2 separate regions of the Homo sapiens genome follow, and region 2 is linked to region 1. Evidence: chromatin contacts called from ENCODE Hi-C or POLR2A ChIA-PET data. All regions are on one chromosome and are shown on one strand. The core of a region is the stretch at or near the end of the contact, and the rest is flanking DNA. Distances in the headings are between cores, read along the strand shown.

Region 1 (5,651 bases), core at 2,114-4,613:
GAAATGAAAGAGTAAAAATGGGAATTGATAGGTGTATTTTTACCAGGGTCAGAAAACCGTGATGTAGCAAACATGGTGGTCCACTTCTTAGTTTTGTAAATAAAGTTTTATTAGAACCCAGTCGTGCTCTTTTGTTTTATATTGCCTATGACTGCTTTTGCTGAAAATTCAGCACAATGCCTGTAATGTTTATCTCTTGTCAAACTCTACAAGCCCTTTAAAATTTTGCAGAAATGACCTCACTGACAAGATTGGACAAATTCATTTTGTAGGATGATTATATTAATATGCTTATTAACTCCTAAATACCTGAAAGGATTTTGTACATGTAGGTACTAGGTTAAATGCTGGGTTCTGTATCTTCCTGAATTGTGAGTCCTAGGTCTTGCTCATCATCTACCATATTTACGATATTCTATCTGCATGTGGTTCTGATAACATATTTCAGTGGTGTGATGGTGTCTTCTAACCTGACACAAAATAGAAAACTACTGTTATAAATAACCACATAAGCAAGTTCAAGTCTCTTCCCAAAACTGACATCTGATAGCTAGAGGTTTGGCATGAAGCTTGGTTCCCAGCAATAATACCAGACACATAAGCAGGCCAAGTGTCATGGTTAAGTTTCCCAGTAACTCCAAAAATATCCGCTCTTACCTGTTTTCCCATAAGGATACACAAATGCTAACCTCCATCCTTGTCACACTTCTAGTACTCTCTCAACTCTAAGGCTTACTTCTGGGAATGATCTAACATTTTATGCAAATAGCTAGAGTTTGGTTTCTTTGGATTCCTAAGAGCCTCCTTCTGGAAATGGTACTGTCTTGGATGGCTTTAAAGATTGGTCAAAGGGTACAAAGTTTCTGTTAGGAGGAATAAGCTATGGAAATCTATTGCACAGCACGGTGACTTTAGCTAACAATAAGGTATTGTATGCTTGAAAATTGCTGAGAGAGTAGATCTTAAATGTTCTTACCATAAACAAAAAGTCTATGAGGTGACAGATTATATTAACAAGCTTGATTTAATCATTTCACTGTGTGTGTGTATATATATATATATATACACACACACACATATATATATAAACATCATGCTATACACCATAAATATATATAATTTTTATTTGTCCATTATACCTTAATAAAGCAGGAGGGTAGGGGAAGAGATTCTAATTCCCTCCCAGCCCTGAGGGCAATGTGGAAGCAAAACTTCCTCTTGGCTACAGCAGATCAGGCAACATTTTCTCAAGAAATGTTTATCCAGGGTCTACTGTTCAAGGTGTTGTGGTTACAATGGTGAAAAAATAACCACTCATGAATGACTCGTGAATAAGTATTCTTAGTGCCTAAATGGAGCTATATTCCAACACAGGCAATTGAATTAGAGTGGTATGAACAGAGTGTGGGTAATATTTGGATGCCATGGAAACCCATAGGATGGGCATCTAGCAAGGTCTTGGGTCTTCTTAGAGGAAGTGGTTTCCAAGTGATAAACTGAAGGAGTTACACACAGATAGAGGTTGGGGAGGGAAACCTCAAGAAGAGCAGGTATGAAAGCCCAGAAAGAGAAGAGCACCAGTGTCTATGTTGACAGTGTTTTATAATTAATTGTCGATCATCTCAGCATAGCCAAAAAGCCTTATAGTAGATTCTAATCAATCTCTGATGTGTTGCACCAGAAAGCAAGCAAGAGCTTTTGCTTTTATTCCACTTTTTGTACTGCCACCAAATCTTTTTGTGAATGCTGACCAGTCACTTTATCTTTCGGAACATCAATTTCTCATTTGTCTGATGAGGTTAAGAATACCAGCCCTTGCAGGACTTTGTAGTAATTCAATGAGACTACATGTGGGAAAGTGCTTTGTAACCTCTAAAACACAAGAGATTACTATTCTAATTCCAGCCACCACCCAGGCCACTCCCTGTTTCCACCTCAATTGCCCATCCAGATTTGCTCAACAAATGAAAGCTAATTTTAATATCATCTGCTGACAGTAAATCAATCAGGTGATCAAAGCCAAAAGACCAGTTTATAGATTTTCCCAAGCCACATAACAAGACAGCGTATGTGGTGGTAACAGATGACAGTAAGATGACCATCAAGGACACATCTGTGGTTCTTTTTTATAAATGTGGAAATTAGTGCAGGGAAGAGTCTTGGGAATGTCACGCAGCTAGGAAGCTGATGCTCAGAGAGGCTGGTTTGTGGATGAACTGTGCTTTTCCATTGCCTCCTGTCTCCAAGGCCAGTGGGTCACTTCTGCTTCAGGCTCTTCTTGATTCCTCCAGAAATGAGTATAGGACAGAGCACTGCAATTTCGAAGCAGTTTAGCTTTCCCCATTTTCACCCAGTGATGCTGTGTTCTAATCTCTCTTTGCTTCTGGGCTTACTGTAGTTGAACAGTCCAAACCTCTGTGGTTTGAGAGGCTAATGGCCACCTCCTAAACAAAGTCAATAAGTTGGCTGAGCAGTAAGCTCCAAGATTTAGGAAGAGCTTTCTCTAGAGTTATAAAAGCCCAACGAACATGTTACTTATATCTCTCCCATCACAAAGTCATGACTTAGGAGAAGTTCAGCAGTAATCCCTTCAAGAAAAAGGTCTTTATAACTCGCATGGGTAGAATAACCTGGCATTTGGGAAAGCAACTCAATTATGCCTGCTGGGAGAAAAAGCTATAGGATGAATTCATGACCTAGTTTAGGTAGTATTTAAAATGAACTTTAGTATTTTTATGTAATTGTTACTATTCTATCATGAGATTACATTTATATGCTTGCAATATTTTTTCTCTAATCCTTCCTGAATTAAAAAAAATATGGACTGGCAATCTGGCATAGTTAGAAAAAAAAAAAAGCATTGTCCTAGCGGTAAGAAGCCTGGTGGTCTCGCCCCTGCTTTCCTGCTTATAGCCTTGAGGGTCCTGGCAAGTCATTAAGCCTCTCTGTGCCTCTGGTTCCTCCTCTGTGACATAGAGATAATATTACTAGTCCTTTTTTACCTCAGGATCAAATGGAGAGAAAATGACAACAACAAAATGAAAGTGAAAACGGTTTGAATATCATGATCTCTGACTCAGCCTCCAAGGCCCAAACCTCTTACAGGGCTGAGAATACAGGAGGCCCTTGGAAAATACTTGCTGATCAAATGAGAAGCTCCAAGTTGGATTTCTGAAATAATGAGAAATGAGAGCCCTTAAATTATTAAAAATTACCCATAGAAAAAAATCTGCTTCTCTAATATTGGTAATCTGGTGAATACTGCAGCCATGTGAGGCCTGGAATATACTCATAGCTGTACTATGGGCCTTTCATGAGCACGCAGGAACTTTTCTTCTAAGTGTCTCAGAGAGCCACACCGCATGCTCATATGTGTAAACACACACACACATACATACTGACTCTTTTTCGCTCTTTACTAGAGAGAATATGGAGCCTGTTTGTGATATTAATAGCTTAATCTTCAGAGCTCAGCCACTTAAATATTATTTATCAGTAATGCTATGTTTGGGTGAGAAACCCCAGTAAGAAAGTCAGAAAAACAGAGAATAGGCCATCTATGAAGAATAGACTTGGACACTGAAAACGGGACTGCATACGGCCAGCAGTGATTGCCTAATCCAGCCGGCATGGAGAGACTGCCCTGGCAGATAGTCACCTTCCTAATGGACCTCAGACCCTCTGGGAAATCAAAAACACAAGCCAGGGTAAAGATCTTGAGTTCAGGGTCTGCGTCCAATTCATCTTTGTAGTCACAGCTATACACACACTGTAGGCATCCAATAAATGTTAGATGAATGTATGAATAAGTGAGTGACTGGGGAATGGAAAGAATTCTGGACTGGTAGTTGGAGATGTGGATTCTGGTCCATCCTCTATTATCAGCTATGTAAGTGCACAGAAGTCACTCCAAATCGCCCTCCCTCACATGTGAAATGAGAAGGCTGGATAAATCAACAGTCCACAGTCAATAAAGTACAGTGAACTGGCCGATCTCTGAGCAAGGAGGTGCCACACTCTCCTCTCCACCTTAATGTGGTTTTCAGGTCCCTTGGTGGGCAAGGAGAAGTGAGTCCAGCCAGCAGTGATGTTCCAGGCTGCACCCAGGAATGCAGTGTGAGTCCTGACGAGGTGCCAGAATTAAATCGCTAATATTCATTTCCATGATCAGTATCTCAGGAAGTCTTAAAGGGGAACTAAAATCAACAAAAATTAATTTACTCAAGGCAGCTATTGGCTTTTGATGCCCACTCTGTTGAAGGGTGAGTCTGTCAACTCTGAGAATAAAATAGAACCTTTGAAAGTCTTTTCACATGGCTGAAGAAGGTAAAAACACGAACACCAGAGAGAAAGACATTCCCCTAGATGTCTGTGTTTGTGCAATAGTGCCAATTTTTCCAATATGCATTTTGTTTGGTTTTAATATTCATGCCATTATTAATTCATATTATAACATATATTTTTTCCTTATAATATTTACATTCTATAATGAAATTTGTTACTAAAAAGTCCTACAAATAAAGGCAGAAAAAAGCATTTGATAAAATTCAATTTCCCTTAATGATAAAAACTCTCAACACATTAGGCATAGAAGGTACAAACCTCAACACAAAACAGGCAAACACACAGCTAATGTCACAATGAGTGAGGAAAAGCTAAAAGCTTTTGGCCATTATCAGAAAGATAAAAAATAACAAAAGCCAGCAAGGATGTGGAGGAAAGCAAACTCTTATAAACTGTTGATGGGAAAGTAAGTTAGCACAGCTATTATGGAAAACGGTATGGAGGTTTTGCAACAAAGCTTAAATAGAATTACCATATTACAGTGATCCCACTACTGGGTATTTATCCAAGGGAAAATAAATCAATGTATTGGAGAGATATCTGCACCCCACGTTTATTGCAGCACTATTGACAATAGCCAAGATATGGAATTAGCCTAAATGTCCATCAGCAAATGAATGGATAAAGGAAATATGGCATATAATAATGGAATGCTATTCACTCATGAAAAGGAATGAAATTCTGTCATTTGCAGCAACATGGATGAGCTTGGAGGACATTAAGTAAAATAAGTCAGGTACAGAAAGACAAATACTGCAAGTTTCACTAATATCTGGAGGCTAAAAAACATTGAGCTCATAATAGAGAGTAGAATTATGGTTATTAGAAGCTAGGAAGATTAGTGGGAAGAGGAAGACAGAGAGTTTGGGTAAGGAATACAAAATTAGAGCTAGATAGGAAGAATAAGTTGTAGTTTTCTATTGCACTATGGGGTAAATATAGTTAATAACAATTTATTGTATACGTTCAAAGCTAGAAGAGAGGATTTTGAATGTTCCCAACACAAAGAAATGATAAATGTTTAAGGTGATGAATATGCTAATTACTCTGATTTGATCATTATGCAGTGTATACATATATAAAAATATCACTCTGTATCCCACAAATATATACAACTATTTGGTGTCAACTAAACTTTTTCCTTTTTTTAAAAAGGAAAAAAAGGTACCACAGAATGACTACTATGAGCACAGTACTTTCTACTTCACTAAATGTTTTCAGATCCATGTGAAAGACATTTCAGGTTACAGTGATGAGCTCAGAGGAACCTTTCAGGGTAGAAGGCTGAGTAGATGAAATCTCAAGTT
Region 2 (5,651 bases), core at 1,950-4,449, 49 kb before region 1:
CCCAACTTGCAATTGGCTCTTTTTCCTGTGAGGCATTCCCCTTTCAAATGAGCATCCGCATCCAACAATAGCTTTATTTCAAGCATCCAAGCCCGGAGTCATGCCATCGCCTGTGCCTAGGAGACCTGGCTTTTGGAGGTGAAGCCAATGCAAGCCAGTATTTCTGCCTGCTGGCTCACTGCACCAGGCATTGTTCTCAAAGATGTCCAATCATCCTCCTTCTGGGTAACCCTGCTTGCGTATGTGTGTGTGTTTCCCATGATACAATATGTTTGTAACCAGGCATCTCTGAATCAATCATCTCAGCTAGCATATTTTACTTATTGAACCTCTGTGCAATTTTGAATCCCAGGTGAATCACATGAATTCCAAATTATTTCGTTTTAAAGACACAACTGCTCAGTCACAATGGCCTCTCATTTTAAATCCTCAAAAGACAGGCACCTAGGCTGAAGACTCAGAAGCTGAAGAAAACAAGTTTATATGCTCTGACCGATAAGCTGAATTTTGGCAAAGAAGTGAACTTTAATTGGATCATTGTAAAAATATGTTGTAAAAAGCTTAGAGACAGATGATTTCTTCCATAATTTTCTCTGCACTAGACTTAGGCAAATATAACATTCAAACAATTGTCTCATTTTGGCTCCTTTAGTCTCTCTGAAATACTTAGGAATGTTTTAGAGTCAATCAGGTTTGTAGTAGTTCAATAATGCCCTTTTTTCACGTATTTGCCAACCATTTATTGAATACCTAAAATGACCAGGGAAAAGAGTGATGATATAGCAGTGAAAAAAAAACAAAGGAACAAACAAAAACTCTTTTCATGCTTTTAATCAGCTTTCATTCTAGTAGGAATAGATATATTAGGGCATGTTGTTTAACCACAACAGCAAACAGTCTAGAGAGGGTAGGACCAGTTCTTTACTAGCTATATCGGCAACTCTGCTCAGAAGATAGGAGCAGGTAGAAACTGAATCATAAAAGGCTATAAGAGGAAAGATTTCTCTGTTTATTTTCTTTCTATAGTCTTCCATTGCCACAGGACCCTGTTGGGATACATTGTCAATCACTTTCAATATGGAATCAGGGAGGTGGCTCTCAGCTGCAGGGCTGAAAATAAACCAAACTCCTCACCTTTCCCGCATAGTTTACTGAAGGGATCAGTGTACTCATGCAAGTCATTAACAGATGAATATCACCTTCCTCCTTCCCAGGCTTAAACTAATTCTCCTATGAGCCTTTTGCTAAGGGCACAGCAATGCTACCAAAAAACATAGTCATCTTAAGGCAACCATAAAACACACAACATGGCGAAGTATGCAAATGGAGGTCACTTAGTGTCAGAAACTAACCTAGTCCTTTAAATGTTGCTTAGCAACAACTGTTGGTTTTCCTCCTCCATAAGGGAGGGCCCAACCACACTGATGTGAAAGCAATCATTGCTCTCATCAAAAAGCACTTATGAAGGGCCCATTTATGTTGGGCTCTGTACAAACTAAGAAAGGCAGACATGGCCTTCAAGGAGCAGACGGCGGGGGGTGGAAGGGTATCTTTTACATTCTAGTATATGTAGAGTCCAGTTAGTATGACTAGTGTTTAACTGTGTGATGAGACACATTAAGAAATAGAATAGATATGAATTATGTTTGAAGTTAAGCCTGAGGAGACAGTTGAGGAGCTAGGCTTAGTTGGGCTTTCAGCATCTGACTCCCACATGGGAGTGTTTCTGTTGAGCCAGAGGCAGCCACAATGTAGTAGACAAATCTTGACTTTTCATTCTCAGCTCTCACTCTCCTGTGTAGTTACATCACCTCTCATGTGTAAAATGAGAATGATCAACCCTAACATTTCATACTTGTATGATAAATTCTGTGGCTGCCTCCTACAGTTTGGACACATTATTTACCAGCAACCAAGACTTCCCAGAAAACAAAACTCCCTCTACATGACTGAGGAAAACAACTCAAATTGAAAATGCTTCAGACCATAACAAAGGAAGGGAAGCATTTATCATCCCTCAGAGTTTCATAGTGTAAGACTTTTGGAATCTATTTATTAAGTTACACGTTTCATCCAGACTCGAAGGTAAAATAGCTCCTGGGTAAAACTGTGTCCCAAGGAGTTACTGGATTGGAAGGAAATGGGCATTATTTACTTTATTAAATTCAGTAGAGAAATCCACAAACAGGAACACATTATTTTAAAGATAAATGTGTCTCTACCATCTCATGTACACAGATACTATTTTCCCTAAGAATCTGCCTTCACAGGAAAACCCTGTTACAGCCTACCTAGAAATAATGTCCCCAGAGGAAATGGCCAATGCCCCTTTTCAACACAGACAAGCAAAATTTGTGAATAAACTCTAATAAAAAATTCCTCCGATGCCTTCTTAAGCTTATGCCCAACATTAGATTCACATACACTGCTAGAAATTGCTTCTATTTTTTGAAAAGGGAAGAAGGTATATTTTCTAGATATGTGATTTAATATTATTGGCCTAGAATATACCTTTTCTATAAAATTGTCTGATTTTTGGAATAAGTTCCTTTAATAGTGAAAAGTTATTTTAAAAGTAGAGAATAGGTAATAAAAGCTAAAATTCAATTACACTTGATAGGAACATTTTGTTTGATGGCTTCAATTTTTCTTTAGTTTTAACACTGCATACAGAGATTATTTCTTCTGAGCCAGTTTCTTCTGAAGTGATAGGACACTTCTTCACTTTTCTATATTTCTCATGGGAGAATTAGTTTGAGCTTTATGCAAAGATCCGCAGGCAAGATAGGCACTATCTTGGTAATGAGTTCTTAGTTAAACTAATCACATAGGAGGAGTGAACTGGAATGATCGCAGGCTCTTCTCAAATCTAAAATTTGGGGATTTTATGTTTTTGAGAATAAAACAGTCCAGAATAGTGATAACACAGGAAGCTAGTATAAAGCCCATGAAAGAGCTTCTTCTAAGACTAATTTAGGCCTGTTGAGGGTGACCTGAAAATCACTTAGGAGTGACTCCTAAGTGATTAAAACTATTCTTCACCCTATCAAAGACTAGCTAAAGCAGGTACCTTCCTCTCATGGATAACCTCAGGATGAGGTCAGTAGGAGAAAACTGTAAGAACAGAGAATAAAAAGGTGTCAAAGAGAGGAAGGCAGCCCCAGCAGTTAGTTACTCTTGTGGGTGGCCGTCTACGCAGGAGCCCAGCTGTGAGACAGGCGCCTTATTGTGTGGGATCTTCCTGTTTTTGCAGAATGAAACAACTGCCGAAGTCATTAAAGTCACAATGACTTTATTAGGGACTAACTTTTGACTCATGTTTTATACTTTGTTAGTCATAACTTAAAAAGAATTCCCGGGCATCAGGAAAGTGAAGGGGCTGAAAATTCCTCCTGAAGGCACAGAATGCCTTCAGTGCATTCTGTGCCTTCAGTGGTAGAAAGAAGTCGAAACTGCAGTGGTACAGTTTAGTGAGAAATGAAGTAAACAGAGTCTGTCCCTGTCTTAGCTCTGGCCCTAAGCAAATATGTAATCTTGGGTAAGCTGAATTAACTTCTTGGGGCTCAGTTTCTTTAGTGGTAAAATGGCTAGCTTCTAATCTTCCTTTTGACTTTCAGGAATTTTGCATGGGAAGAAATGAAGACCCAAAGAAGTAAAGCAAATCTAAGTTTTAAATGAAAAAGAAATAAACAGAATGAGGGATATAGTGTGCTTGTCTAAAACTCCTTATGAAACTAACAATTTCCACAATTCTTAACATTTCAGATTATTTGACAATGTGCATCTCATCTCTTCCCTCCTTTTTGTGTTTCCCTATAAACTCTACCAATCATTTGAAACTTGATGTCCAGTTTCTTTATTGACAGGTTTGTCTTATTTGAAAAGCAAGTGCAATTGAATTGAGTTGGTAACATGGTCAAAGAAGTAATAATGGACATGCAATTGTCCATTAACGTCTGCTTAATCAGCTAGTGTTCCATAATGGGTCATCTTAGCAAACAAGTTCTGCTGTACTAACATCTGCAGCAAACCTTTGGTGTGCCAGGGAACAAACACAGTGAGATCATTCTCACTGTCCATGTGCCAAATCAGAAAGAAACTCTTCTAAACATGTTAGAATTGAGTGCTTCTTGTCTTAACTGCTCAGCAACGTAGTAATCAATAGGTAAGTATACAACGAAAAACAAGCATGAATATATCTACCATTATTCTGCATCAAAAATTATGATGAAGCAACAATAGAATCAATTCTACTTGCTAGTTAGAGGACAAGTCTCTGCTCAAGTGACATATTAAAAGGCAAAGCAGGGAAAAACCATTAATGCCTTCATACAGAATTGAAAAATATCAAAAGATCAAACAAATTTGAATATAGCTGCTCTATAACTAATCTCCTAAATGAGATTAGGGCTTGAACAGCTCCCCAAATTATTACATATTTCTTCCTATCTATCTAACCCTTTTCTGCTGTCCATTTTTCTCAGAATTTCTGAAAACTTCTCAAGAGATGATATAACACACATTATTGGAACACTAAAAAATTGACGTTTCCTAGACCCAAAGTGATTCCCATAAGAATGTTTATAGCAATTTCTCATGATCCAACATTCTCTCAACTCTGAAAGTTGCTGCAGTGATGTAATCAAATGGACAAAAGATACTGTAACTATTTATACCTAAAGACTGATACATTCACTATGCATTTTAAACTATATATATAATATTTATAAACTATATTATGTTTCCACATATATAAGGTTGCCAGATTTAGCAAATAAAAATTCGGGGCACCTAGTTAAATTTGAATTTCAGATAAAGAAGAATTTTCTTTATCTTTTTTTTTTTTTAACTGTAAGTATGGTCCTGATATTGCATGTGCAAATAGCCTATGAAGAGATTGGATTTCCAGGCCATACACTCATTATATATGTTAAGTTTAGGGGCACTGTATATTTTTAGATAATTTAAACTTTTCAAAATTTTCTTTTTGACAGAGGACTTTTCTTCCAATGAGAAACGTAAGACCTAAAACTGTTCCTGGAGCATCACAATTTCATTTCATATACTTGATCCTTCCCTTTTAATTTGTCTGTTAATAGAGAAAGACAAAAAAAGGAACTTTGAAGATTTGAGATGATGATCTGATAATTAAATTTAGCAGAAACCTTTTTCAACAGATGACAAAAATCATCATAGTAACTGAGAAAAATCAAGGAATCAAGGTACATTATTCAGTCACTCTTTTGTTTTTCCTTTTAAGCCTTTCTACAACTTTTTCTGTACAGGTATAACGGCTAATATTTAACTGAAAGCTTCTAGAGTCAATTCTAAGGCCACAGGGCATTAATATGATTCCAAAGTAGATGACAAAGGTTTATTTTGAAACATTTCGCAGCTAGAAGCTCTACAACTTATAGTATTTTTCAGCAATCAGAACACTTACTGTGGATCAGACCCACAGACCATCCAGTCTAGTGTCCTTTCCTGACTAGTGAAAAATAACACCTATGTTTTAGGACCTTCATATCTGACATGAAAGTAGTTACACAGAACAGGGAAACTACCACTCAAATATTATACTTTCTTTTCATAACCCTTACGTATTGGTCATGATTCTCTTTAAGAAGTTAATTCCATTTTCAGTCTATAGT

What was found. Hi-C counts contacts between places; a loop is a spot of excess contacts on that map. ChIA-PET counts read pairs that join two places held with the same protein, here RNA polymerase II (POLR2A). Pooled maps may share reads with other maps.
Region 2: a loop to region 1 is called in a map of naive thymus-derived CD4-positive, alpha-beta T cell, with 4 times the contacts of the local background. The contact joins two enhancer-like sites. A Hi-C loop is called at or near these places in 3 of 168 maps with a recorded cell type or tissue (PC-3, naive thymus-derived CD4-positive, alpha-beta T cell and posterior cingulate gyrus), 2 of 37 single-sample maps with no recorded cell type and 10 of 50 pooled maps. POLR2A ChIA-PET finds 5 or more read pairs at or near these places in 13 of 52 experiments (A673, BJ, CD4-positive, alpha-beta T cell and 10 more).

What each region holds. Positions count from the first base shown.
Region 1 is chr1:66,298,768-66,304,418 of GRCh38, reverse strand. The region is part of intron 7 of PDE4B (phosphodiesterase 4B); the gene reads right to left. Among named protein-coding and RNA genes, the nearest start is that of SGIP1, 230 kb to the left of the region's middle. RefSeq lists an enhancer at 2,970-3,029. Within about 2 kb of position 3,363, at least 12 of the 41 ENCODE cell types and tissues checked have a DNase peak (open chromatin) inside an H3K27ac peak, as active enhancers do; they include CD4-positive, alpha-beta T cell, GM12878 and HCT116, where a contact is called at or near this core.
Region 2 is chr1:66,347,864-66,353,514 of GRCh38, reverse strand. All of the region lies in intron 8 of PDE4B (phosphodiesterase 4B), which reads right to left. Among named protein-coding and RNA genes, the nearest start is that of SGIP1, 180 kb to the left of the region's middle. RefSeq lists enhancers at 1,495-1,544, 1,555-1,644, 3,237-3,286. Within about 2 kb of position 3,199, at least 24 of the 41 ENCODE cell types and tissues checked have a DNase peak (open chromatin) inside an H3K27ac peak, as active enhancers do; they include CD4-positive, alpha-beta T cell, GM12878 and HCT116, where a contact is called at or near this core.